2 separate regions of the Homo sapiens genome follow, and region 2 is linked to region 1. Evidence: read pairs that join two places in POLR2A ChIA-PET (ENCODE). Cell type or tissue: PC-9. All regions are shown on one strand. Links, peaks and the distances in the headings refer to the core of each region. The heading gives the core; the rest is flanking DNA.

Region 1 (5,476 bases), core at 226-5,225:
AAAGGAATTGGGGGGCACGATCACAGCTCTGAGGTTTAGGGCTTGTTTCCTGGGGCCTGAGTGGGTACAGATTGGTGTCCTGGACGTTTGAGCTGTAATGGAGGAGGGGCTGGAAACCTGGATTCCTAGGTCTGAGGGAGGAGGGGCTGGGGGTCTGGACTCCTGGGTGTGAGGGAGGAGAAGCTGGGGGCCTGGACTCCTGAGTCTGAGGGAGAAAGGGCTGGAGAGTCTGAACCCCTGAGTCTGAGGGACGAGGGGCCTGGGGCCTGGACTCCTGAGTCTGAGGGAAGAGGGGCTGGGACCTGGACCCCTGGGTGGGGAGGGGAGCTGGGGAGCCAGGCACTGGGTGCTGTGGGAGTGTGGAATCGGGGCAGTTTTGGGTTTGAGCCCCTTTTCTGCTGCCTCACGCAGGGCCTCAGTGACTTCTGCTCCAATCCAGACCCTTATGTTCTGAACCTGACCCAGGAGGAGACAGGGCTCAGCTCAGGTGATTTCCAAGGGCCCGGTGGGTCCGCCGGGTTGGGCAGTGCAGGCCCTGGCTTCCTCAGGCCTCCTCTGTGCCCGGTCCTGCCCAGGGTGGGGTGGGGGTGCAGCCTGCCAGGCGAGACCCAGCCCTCTGGAAGGGAAGCAGGGCTCCTGGCCACTCCCCAGCTCGGAGCCCTCCTGGAGCCCCGCCACCCGCCAGACCCTCATCCCTTCTGCTCCAGCTGGCAGCGCCTCTCCTGGTGGGCTGGAAAAGAGGGCAGGATAAAGATAATGGTGCCAGGAAGAGAGAGGAGGGTCAGGAGAGGGTGCTCCTGGGCGTCAGGAATGGGGAGTTTGGCCCCCTGGAGAAAACTGGGGAGCACCATTTAGTCAGGGGTTCCCAGGGAGTATAGGGTTGCCCACCAGCGCCTGCTCTGGCTGTGGCAGGAGCAGAAGGGACGCGGGGCTGGCGGGTCTCTGAAGGTAAGGCCATCGGGCTCCAGGGCTGGGCTGAGGCCCCTAACCCTGCTAACCCCCCAGTGCCCGGCCTTCCCCCGGGAGATCCCTGGGGGCCCAGGCTCATGGCCTCCTCCCCTCTCCTCCTCCCACTTCAGACATCCTGAGCTATTATCTCCTCTGCAACCGGGCCGTCTCCAACCCCTTCCAACAGGTTAGGGCTGCGGGCAGGGGAAACGGGTGTTGAGGGAGCCAGAAATCTGGACTCTGAAGGGAGGGGGCGGGGCTGGGGCTGGGGCCTGGACTCCTGGGTTCCGGGGAGGATGCAGGCCAGGGGCCCGAGTGCTGTGTCCGGAGGAGAGGAGAGAGGGCCGGGGGCGTATACTCCTGGGTCCTCCTCCCTCCCTTTCTCTTTCTGCAGAGGCTGACTCTGTCCCAGCGAGCTCTGGCCAACATCCACTCCCAGCTGCTGGGCCTGGAGCGAGAAGCTGTGCCTCAGTTCCCTTCAGCGCAGGTCGGTGGGTGGGCGCTCCCCAGACACGCGGACCCCACGGGGAAGGCGGACGGGGCGGGATGGAGCTGTGGGGCGTAGGCGGGGCTGCAGAGCTAGGCGGGGCCTTGGGTTGTGGGCGGGGACGCAGGGCGGGGCCAGGGCGATGGGCGGGCCTGAAGAGTTCGTGGGAAAACGACCCCTCCTCGCCCCGCAGAAGCCTCTGCTGTCCTTGGAGGAGACTCTGAATGTGACAGAAGGAAATTTCCACCAGTTGGTGGCACTGCTACACTGCCGCAGCCTGCACAAGGTGAAGCCCCTCCCCTCCCAATTTCTTCTCCCACGGGGGGCCTCTGTCTCGACCCACAGAACTACCTCCTCCTTCTCCTTGGACCCCTGCCATTGCGCCTGAGGATATCTCTGTATCCTCTGTTTATATGATTTATCTGTCCTATATCTATTCTCTACCTATTTATAACCTGTCGTCTACCTACCTATCAAGCATTATCCATATTCCTTCCCTCCTCCCTCCCTTTCCCCCCAACTCCCGCACTCCCCGCTGGGTCCCCATCCCACCCTCCCCGTCCCTTCCTGCCACCTTTTCCTTCCTTGTCTTCTCTCCTCTCTCCGTCCTCCTGCCTCTCCCTCCCTCCTAGAGGCTGCCGCTTAGTGAGTTCTGGAGCAAGACTGCCTGGGTTCCAGTCCTACCTCCTGACCAAGGGCAAGTCACCTAACTTCTCTGTACCTCAGTTAGTTCCCTCACTTATAAACCTGGGATTGCAAGAGTGGGCACCTGTCCAGCTCCCCTGCGGCTTGTGCTGTTCATACACTGGACAGGCAGGGGTGGGCAGGGTGCCCAGGAGGAAAGATATCTGGTGTCCTGCAGGCTCCAGTTTGGGCTCTGCCGCAGGCTGCACGGCCATAGGCAGGTGAGCGTGGCTGACTCTGCTTCCCACCCGTACCGTGAGGAAGGACGAGTTTTTTTTGTTTGTTTTTTTTTCACTGGATGGCTGTGAGGATTGAAAAAAAAAATCCCCTTATAAAACAGTAGGAGCTGGCCGGGCGCGGAGGCTCACACCTGTAATCCCAGCACTTTGGGAGGCCCAGGCGGGTGGATCACCTGAGGTCAGGAGTTCAAGACCAGTCTGGCCAACATGGTGATACCCCGTCTCTACTAAAAATAGAAAAAGTTAGCCGGGCATGGTGGTGGGCGCCTATAATCCCAACTACTCGGGAGGCTGAGGCAGGAGAATCGCTTGAATCCACGAGGCAGAGGTTGCAGTGAGCCAAGATTGTGCCACTGCACTCCAGCCTGGGCAACAAGAGCGAAACTCTGTCACAAACAAACAAACAAAACCAGTAAGAGCTGTTCTAAAACACACACCCGAGGATGCCTTTCCCCGGCCAGTCTTCCCATCAAAGACCTCACATGTGCATAGCTTCACCAAGTACCTGACCCTGTTGCATTTCACAGGTGGTAACTCATCGATGCCTCATAACAATGCTATGAAGAAGGAACTATGATTATCCCACCTAACAGGTTAGAAGATGAGGAGCAGAGTTGAGGGACCTTCCCAAGGTCACACGGCCAGCCAGCCCATGCACACTGAGGAGAGAGGGACCTTCCGGAGGGCCCCGCCCTCTGCCCCCCACAGCCAGGCAGTTGCCCAGTTTTGTCCTTTCTGCTTCTGGAATGTCTTCATCCATCTACTCTCAATGCCCAATGCCCCTGCCGCAGCTGAGGCCTCGTTCTCTCCCCTGCAGAAGGAAGCATGGCCCCCTCCCCATCCATCCCCCCATGGACCCTAGAATAGGGCTGCCAGATTCAGCAAACAGCAAACCACTCTGCTATAAGTACGCCCGGTGCAATGCTGGGGAGATACTTATACTAGAAAATTATGTATTGGGCATCCGATACTCAAATGTAACTGGAAGTCCTGAATTTGATCTGGCAACCCTACCCAAGAGGGATTTGTCTACGCCATCGCATGGATCTGAGCTTTCCCTGGTCTGGCTCAGACAGACCCCTTCTGTGGCTCCCACTGCCTCCCACCCTTCTGGAACTGGCATTCCAAAAAGGGAGTGGGGAGTAAGCACTGAAGCCATGCTCAGAATTGCTGACTATTGAGCTGAGAAAGGCTGGGCCCCCACCCAGCCCAGGGCTGCCCTGATCTTTTGCATAAGGATAAACTGGGGTTCAGGCGCTTTTCTGTGGCCTAGGCAGAAACTGGGCTGGAATACAGGCCCCCAGACTCCTTTGTGGAGGGAGGGAAGGGAAGGAAGAGGACAGATCACTCTACCCTTCCCTACCACTGCACCATGAGACCCTGGGTCTCCATCTCCCCTGTCAGTGTGCCAGGGTCCTCACAGATTAAAATCAAGAATAAGCGGCGGGGCCGGGCACTGTGGCTCACGCCTGTAATCCCAGCACTTTGGGAAACCAAGGTGGGCGGATCACCAGAGGTCAGGAGTTTGAGACCAGCCTGGCCAGCATGGCGAAATCCCATCTCTACTAAAAATACAAAAAAACTAGCCGGGCGTGGTGGCACACCCCTGTATTCCTAGCTACTCAGGAGGCTGAGGCACGAGAATTGCTTGAACCTGGGCAGTGGAGGTTGCAGTGAGCTGAGATCGAGCCACTGCACTCCAGCCGGGGTGACAGAGCGAGAATCCGTCTCAAAAAAAAAAAAAAAAATAGGAGGGGGCTAGGGATGGGTGCCTCGTGCCTATAAACCCAGCACTTTGGGAGGCCCAGTGGGGCAGATCAGAACTCCTTGAGCTCAGGAGTTCAAGACCAGCCTGGCCAACATGGTGAAACCCCATCTCTATTAAAAAAAAAAAAATCAACAATAAGGGACATCAGGGATGAGGATGAAGGAGGGAGGGCACTGGAGCCTAAGAGAATCAGCTCCAATATCGCTTCTGCCCCTTCCAGACAGTGTGACTCTGGGCAAGTAGCTTGCCTTCTCTGGGCTGCAACTTCTTTCCACCATTGCAAGAGGCGGCAGCGTGAGAGGGTCAGTGTCTGCCTGGCAGGGCTGTTGTGAGGATGAAGGACAGTGTGCATGTACCAATACTCTCAAAACAGAGCCTCCATTGCCCCGACAGGTCCGTACCCCAACCCTCACTGGCTTAGTAACAGACACCCCACCTCAACCAGGTGCTCCTGCCAGAAACTCAGGCTCTTAGCTCCCACAACCATTCTCAGAACAAGTTCTGTTGGCCCTTCCTCTGAAACCTATATGGACTCCCACCGCTGTTCCTACCACCATTGCTGTGCCCTGGTCCCCGCATCCTAGCCACCATGACCACAGGGGCCTCTTCCCTGTCCCCCCTCGCCTACCCCCGTCTGTCCTCCATGCAGCAGCCAGCCAGCCAGGTGATCCTTTTAAAACACAATCCGATCAAGTTCTTCCTCTGCTTAAAACGCTCAGTGATTCCCCTCAGACATGGATTAAAATCCCTGTTCCTCGCCCTGACCTACAAGGGCCTGGGTGGTCAGTCCTGGATCTGTCTGCCTCTGGCCTCAGCCCCTCCCAGCTTCCTCTGCACAGCCCTCTGCCTGGCTCCTTCCTGGAGGACCCATCCCTGCTAGTGGGGTTACCCGACCTACCCCTGCCCTGCACTGACCCCCGCCCTCCTACCTCGTTGCACACCAGCCTCTGAGATGACCTTCTCGGTCCTGTTTACCGAAGTTTCCTGGTACTGGGGGCAGCGCCTGGGGCAGAGCAGGCTCTGTCAACCCCCACTGAATACATACGCTGTGCAGGTGCTTAGCACTCGGTGAAGGCCGTTTCTGCTGATTTCTTGGGACGACAGTCATCAGAGCCAGCATTTGTTGGCATGTTGAGTGTGTATTGTGTGCGCGGTGTCATCTTGAGCCACTGGTTGGTTTTTCGACGTGCTGTTCCACGTGCTCTAGGCCAGTGATTCTGCCCCCAGGGACACCTGGCTGGGTGAGGAGTTCTGCCCCCAGGGACACCTGGCCGGGTGCCGAGTTGCTGTTGGTTGTCACACTGCAGGAGGGGGTGCTCCTGGCATCTGGTGGGTGGAGCTGAGTGGGGC
Region 2 (5,251 bases), core at 252-5,251, 580 kb after region 1:
AGGAGGAATCCTGGGCTGCAGGCATTCCTTGGCCTGGTGGTCAGATTTCTGGCACTTGTAGCAAGCTCCTGGGGGAGGAGGTTCTGGAGGAACGCCTGGCCGCTGCGGTTCAGTTCCCTTCTTGTGTGCTGGAGATGTGGCTGGGGTTTGTCTCACAGTGGAGGCAAGGAATTGCAACTTTTTTCTATTATTGTACACCTTGAAGGCGAGGTTAATTAAATCCTGTTGTGGGGTTTGAGGGCCGGAATTTAATTTTTGGAGTTTTATTTAATGTCGGGAGCAGATTGGGTAATAAAATGTGTATTAAGAATAAGACGGCCTTTTGACTTTTAAGGGTCTAGGGCTGTAAAGCTTCTCAGGGTTGCTGGCGAACGAGCCATGAATTGGGCTGGATTTTTATATTTGATGAAAAAGAGCCTAAACACTATCTGATTTGGGATAAAGAAAAAGGAGCATTAACCTTGACTATGCCTTTAGCTCCAGCCACCTTTCTAAGAGTAAATTGCTGGGCAGGTGGAAGAGGGCTAGTCACTGAACGAAACTGTAAGCTGGACCAGGTGTGGGGAGGGGAGGTGATAAAAAGATAATACGGTGGAGGAGCGGAGGCTGAGGAAGAATTGGGACCTAGCTCAGCCTGGGGAGGAGGGAGAGGTCAGACGGGTCTGTAGAAAAGGAAGATTAGAAAGACTCAGCGACGCTTGGGGTTGAGACTGAGGGGACAGGCAGGAGGGAAAGAAGGAAGATTTGGGACGAGTTGCACTGGGCACAGAGACTAGGAAGGGACTGATGTGTAAAAGAATGCCTGGACGTCAGGCACCTCAGACCGTTTGCCCATTTTACGACAAGAATTATTTAGATCTTGCAGGATGGAAAAATTGAAAGTGCTGTTTTCTGGCTATTTGGAACTGCTGTCCAGTTTGTATTGGGGTCAAGCGGCATTGCAGAAGAAAATAAGGCATTTAGGTTTTAGGTCAGGTGTGAGTTGAAGAGGTTTTAAGTTTTTGAGAACACAGGCCAAGGGAGAGAAGGAGGAGGAATGGAGGGTGGAAGGTTGCCCATAGTGAAGGAGGCAAGCCTAGAGAAAAGAGAGAGTAGAGACACGGAGGGAAGGGGTTCGGGAGTTCTTACCTTCCAGAAAAGCGGGAAAGGGGTTGGGGCATGGATATAAGGGGTTGGGGCACAGAGATAAGAGGTTGGGGCATGGAAATAAGGGATCAGGGTGCAGAGATACGAGGTTGGGGTACTTGCCCCTCTAGAAAAGCGGGACTTGCCGCTAAGAGTGAAGGAGAAGGGGTTGGGGGTTTCTTGCCCCCCAGAAAGGTGGAGAAGGGGTAGAGACATGGAGAGGAGGGGTTGGGGAACTTGCCCCTTCCCCAGAAAAGTGGGACTTGCCACTAAGGGTGAAGGACCAAGGCAGGCATCCCTGCGTGATCTGACACCTCTGAAGCGTGGGTATATAATCAGAGAGGCGTCCCTGCAATGATTAAACGCCAAGGGAAGGCTGCCTTCCCTAGTCCGTGACCGGCGCCGGAGTTTTGGGTCCACAGATAAAACGTGTCTCCTTTGTCTCTACCAGAAAATGAAAGGAATTGAAATTAAGAGAAGGGAGAGATTGAAGAGTGGAAAGGAGAAAGTGGTTGAGGGACAGTGAGAGAGGTTGGAGAAGAGAGTAAGAAGAGGTCGCTTACCCAATTTAAACTTGGTGAGATGTTCCTTGGGCTGGTGGGTCTGAGGACCTGAGGTCGTAGGTGGATCTTTTTCACAGAGCAAAGAGCAAGACAGGGGATTGATCTCCCAAGGGAGGTCCCCCGATCCAAGTCACGGCACCAAATTTCATGTGCGTCCATGTGAAGAGACCACCAAACAGGCTTTGTGTGAGCAATAAAGCTTTTAATCACCTGGGTGCAGGTGGGCTGAGTCCGACAAGAGAGTCAGCGAAGGGGGATGGGGTGGGGCCGTTTTATAGGATTTGGGTAGGTAAAGGAAAATTACAGTCAAAGCGGGGTTGTTCTCTGGCGGGCAGAGTGGGGGTCACAAGGTGCTCTGTAGGGGAGCTTTTGAGCCAGGATGAGCCAGGAGAAGGAATTTCACAAGACAATGTCATCAGTTAAGGCAGTAACAGGCCATTTTCACTTCTTTTGTGGTGGAATGTCATCAGTTAAGGCAGGAACCAGCCATATGGATGTGTACGTGCAGGTCACAGGGGATATGATGGCTTAGCTTGGGCTCAGAGGCCTGACAGCACCTACCTAAAAAATTCCAATAGCACTAAAAGGGTGTGTACAAAATGCAGTGGCTGACTAACCATCTCCTCCATTGCTCCGCCTAAGAGACACCCACTTTTAGCTGTTTTCTTTAGGAACTTGTTAATATTAGGTTTCTAAAAACATGTAACCATGTGAATGAGCTTAGACTTACTGGATTCCTATCATAATAGGCGGGGCCTTAGTTATTCTACAGCGTTGTTCTTACTGTTTTTTCTCTTCCAATGTTTATCTCTATGTCTGCATATCAACATTCAGTATCACATTTTTTTTTTTTGAGACAGAGTCTCACTCTGTCACCCAGGCTGGAGTGCAGTGGCGCAATCTCAGCTCACTGCAGCCTCAGTCTCCTGAGTAGCTGGGACTACAGGCGTGTGCCACCACGACTGGCTAATTTTTGTATTTTTAGTAGAGACAGGGTTTCACCATGTTGGCTGAGCTGGTCTCGATCTCCTGACCTCGTGATCTGCCCACCTCAGCCTCCCGAAGTGCTGGGATTACAGGCATGAGCCACCACGCCCGGCCAGTATCACATGTTTATACCCACAGATATTCGCAGCCGAGAATTTTCGGGTAATATAACTTGCTTCTTTTATTTTTGTTGTTGTTATTGTTCCCCTAAAGTTTATATTTGTTTTTTATTTTTATTTTCTTTTGAGGCAGGGTCTCACTCTGTCACCCAGGTTTGACAGCAGTGGTGCAATCATGGCTCACTGCAGCCTCAACCTCCCCGGGCTCAGGTGATCCCCAACCTCAGCCTCCTGAGTACCTGAGAGTAGGCATGTGGTACCACACCCAGCTAATTTTTTATATTTTTTGTATATGAGACAAGGTTTCACCATGTTGCCCAGGCTGGTCTCGAACTCTTAGGCTCAAGCGATCCCGCCTCAGCCTCCCAAAGTGCTGGGATTACAGGTGTGAGCCACTGTGCCTAGGCTATACTGGTCTTTTTAAAATCTACTTAGTTTACTTGACCTCTAAAATTATTTTTCCTCTGTCTTCTGATAGCATCTCAGTATGATTTTCCACTATGTTAAGACGAGGAATTGACCCATTCTTACATTTGGAGGCTTCTCTAAGCAACTTTCCCATTCCCCCTTCACCCAAGCTGTGTGCTCACTAGCCCTGATTCACAGCCGTCGTCCTGGAACTTCTTGGTGCCATCCTTCTGTCTTTTCCCAAGTGACTCACCTACCTCAACCTCCCAAAGTGCCGGGATTACAGGCGTGAGCCACTGTGGCCAGCCATTCTTTTCCTTTTTTAAAACAATTTTTATCTTCTTTATTTTAAGTAGAGATGGGGTCTCACTATGTTGCCCAGGCTGGTCTTGAACTCCTGGGCTCAAGCGATCCTCCTGCCTTGGCCTCCCACAGTGCTAGGATTACAGACATGATCCACTGCACTTGGCCCAGTGGTACAGTTTTACACTCATTAGATGGTCAAGAAATGCCTAAACGCTATAATAAATATAGAACTTTACCTTGAGAAGACCTAACATTTCCTTCAGAAAGTAAATATGAGAGGGGTGGAGACGGTGCATTATCTTATTTTTATGATTTTAAAAATGTATACAGAATTGTACATATTTATGGGGTGGACAGCAATATTGCAGTACATGTATACAACGTGCTATGATCAAATCAGGGTAATTGACATATTCATCCCTGTATTTTTTGAGACAAAGTCAGGCTTCGTCACCCGAGCTAGAGTGCAGTGGTGTGATCTCAGCTCACTGCAACCTCTGCCTCCCAGGCTCAAGCCATTCTCCCACCTCAGCCCCCTGAGTTGCTGGGAGTATAGGGATGCACCACCACACCTGGCTAATTTTTGTGTTTTTTTGTTTTGTTGGTAGAGATGAGGTTTCACCATGTTGCACAGGCTGATCTTGTTTTCTAATGTGAAGGGAAGCGGGCAACGTGCTAGTTTTACACTAAGGAAAATGAATGACATACCCAAACTGCCTGCAAGACCCGTTCTGAGAGACGAAAGGAGATTTGTTAGACCGCAGTGGGAGATGGAGTGAGGGTGAGAGTTTCTGGGGAAAACCAGACAAGAGCACAGAGGGCCAAAGGGAAGCACGGGAGGATTTTGCACAGAGGATGGAACAGAGTCAACCCTGAGAGCTGGGAACCTTAGAGATCCGTCTGGAGCCCATATTAGAGAGGTTGAAGAAAGAGGCCAGTATGTGGTCCAGCCAGGGTACCATGTCATCCACAGTGTGCAGGGAGGAGGATGGGGTCTCCACAGATTCCTTCCATCCCAAATGGAGGGTGCCCTCAGACAGAGAGGCAGACAGACAGACAGACACTGGCCGAACGGCTCCCTGATGGAACACCAGGAGGAGGCAGCATGGCCTCGTTTCCACAGCTGTAGCCTCTGCCCTCCTGCTTCCACGCTCCACACACGCCAGTCTTTGAGTCGCCTCCCATGCCATGATCCCTCCCTTGGATACGACCGTGCCTGGGGTTCAGCGGTCATGAACATAACCCGCGGCTGTGAACATCCTGTCGGCCTCCATCCTGACCCCCGTTTGATTTCCGGGTCAGCGGGAGGGGCGGGAGGGGCGGAAGCGGCCTCTGCACAGCCCTGCCCCTGTGCCGCAGGCGCTTCCTCCGGCTGTGCCAGTCCTCTGCCAGAAACCCCGCCAGGATTATTAGGATCACAGCCCCGAGGCATATCCGGACCAGGTTGCCCTTGGTGTAGTACTGGCGGGCAGGACCTGGAGGAATGAGGAGAGGCAGGAGCAGGTGAAAGAGCCCACCTCCAGGACCCCCTCCAAGCCACATCTGGGCTTCTCAGAGATCCTATTATTCTCTACTAGCTAGGGGATGCCGCTCACTTTCCTGGAGGGTCCCTCCCTTCCCGAGTAGGGGTCAGGGCCAGATGACCCCAATTCTCTAAGTAGCACCTCTCCCTCCTGTGCTCTCACAGGGCTCTGAGACAACTCCTCCCCAGACACAGATGCTGCCTCGTTATCTGATGCATTG

The links. ChIA-PET counts read pairs that join two places held together with the same protein. Peaks named below come from ENCODE experiments on the same cell type or tissue, not always from the same donor. Only the 100,000 strongest peaks of a DNase experiment are listed, where the experiment ranks them.
Region 2: POLR2A ChIA-PET joins it to region 1 with 7 read pairs; 2 of 35 experiments call an interaction of 5 or more read pairs at or near these places.

What each region holds. Positions count from the first base shown.
Region 1 is chr19:54,429,471-54,434,946 of GRCh38, forward strand. TTYH1 (tweety family member 1) reads left to right here. Exons shown (of 14, transcript NM_020659.4): 7 at 412-487; 8 at 1,080-1,135; 9 at 1,343-1,435; 10 at 1,629-1,721. Among named protein-coding and RNA genes, the nearest start is that of TTYH1, 17 kb to the left of the region's middle. RefSeq lists an enhancer at 1,381-1,675. In PC-9, for the core only: a CTCF peak has its summit at 1,749; DNase peaks (open chromatin) are centred at 1,671, 2,191 and 2,881; H3K4me3 peaks cover 2,522 bases; H3K27ac peaks cover 3,821 bases.
Region 2 is chr19:55,010,183-55,015,433 of GRCh38, forward strand. It overlaps GP6 (glycoprotein VI platelet), which reads right to left. Exons shown (of 8, transcript NM_016363.5): 8 at 3,523-4,983. The coding sequence ends at 4,739. The region is part of intron 2 of GP6-AS1 (GP6 antisense RNA 1); the gene reads left to right. Among named protein-coding and RNA genes, the nearest start is that of GP6-AS1, 6.6 kb to the left of the region's middle. RefSeq lists enhancers at 1,675-2,234, 4,796-5,251. In PC-9, for the core only: no CTCF peak of the experiment used is centred there; no DNase peak of the experiment used is centred there; H3K27me3 peaks cover 246 bases.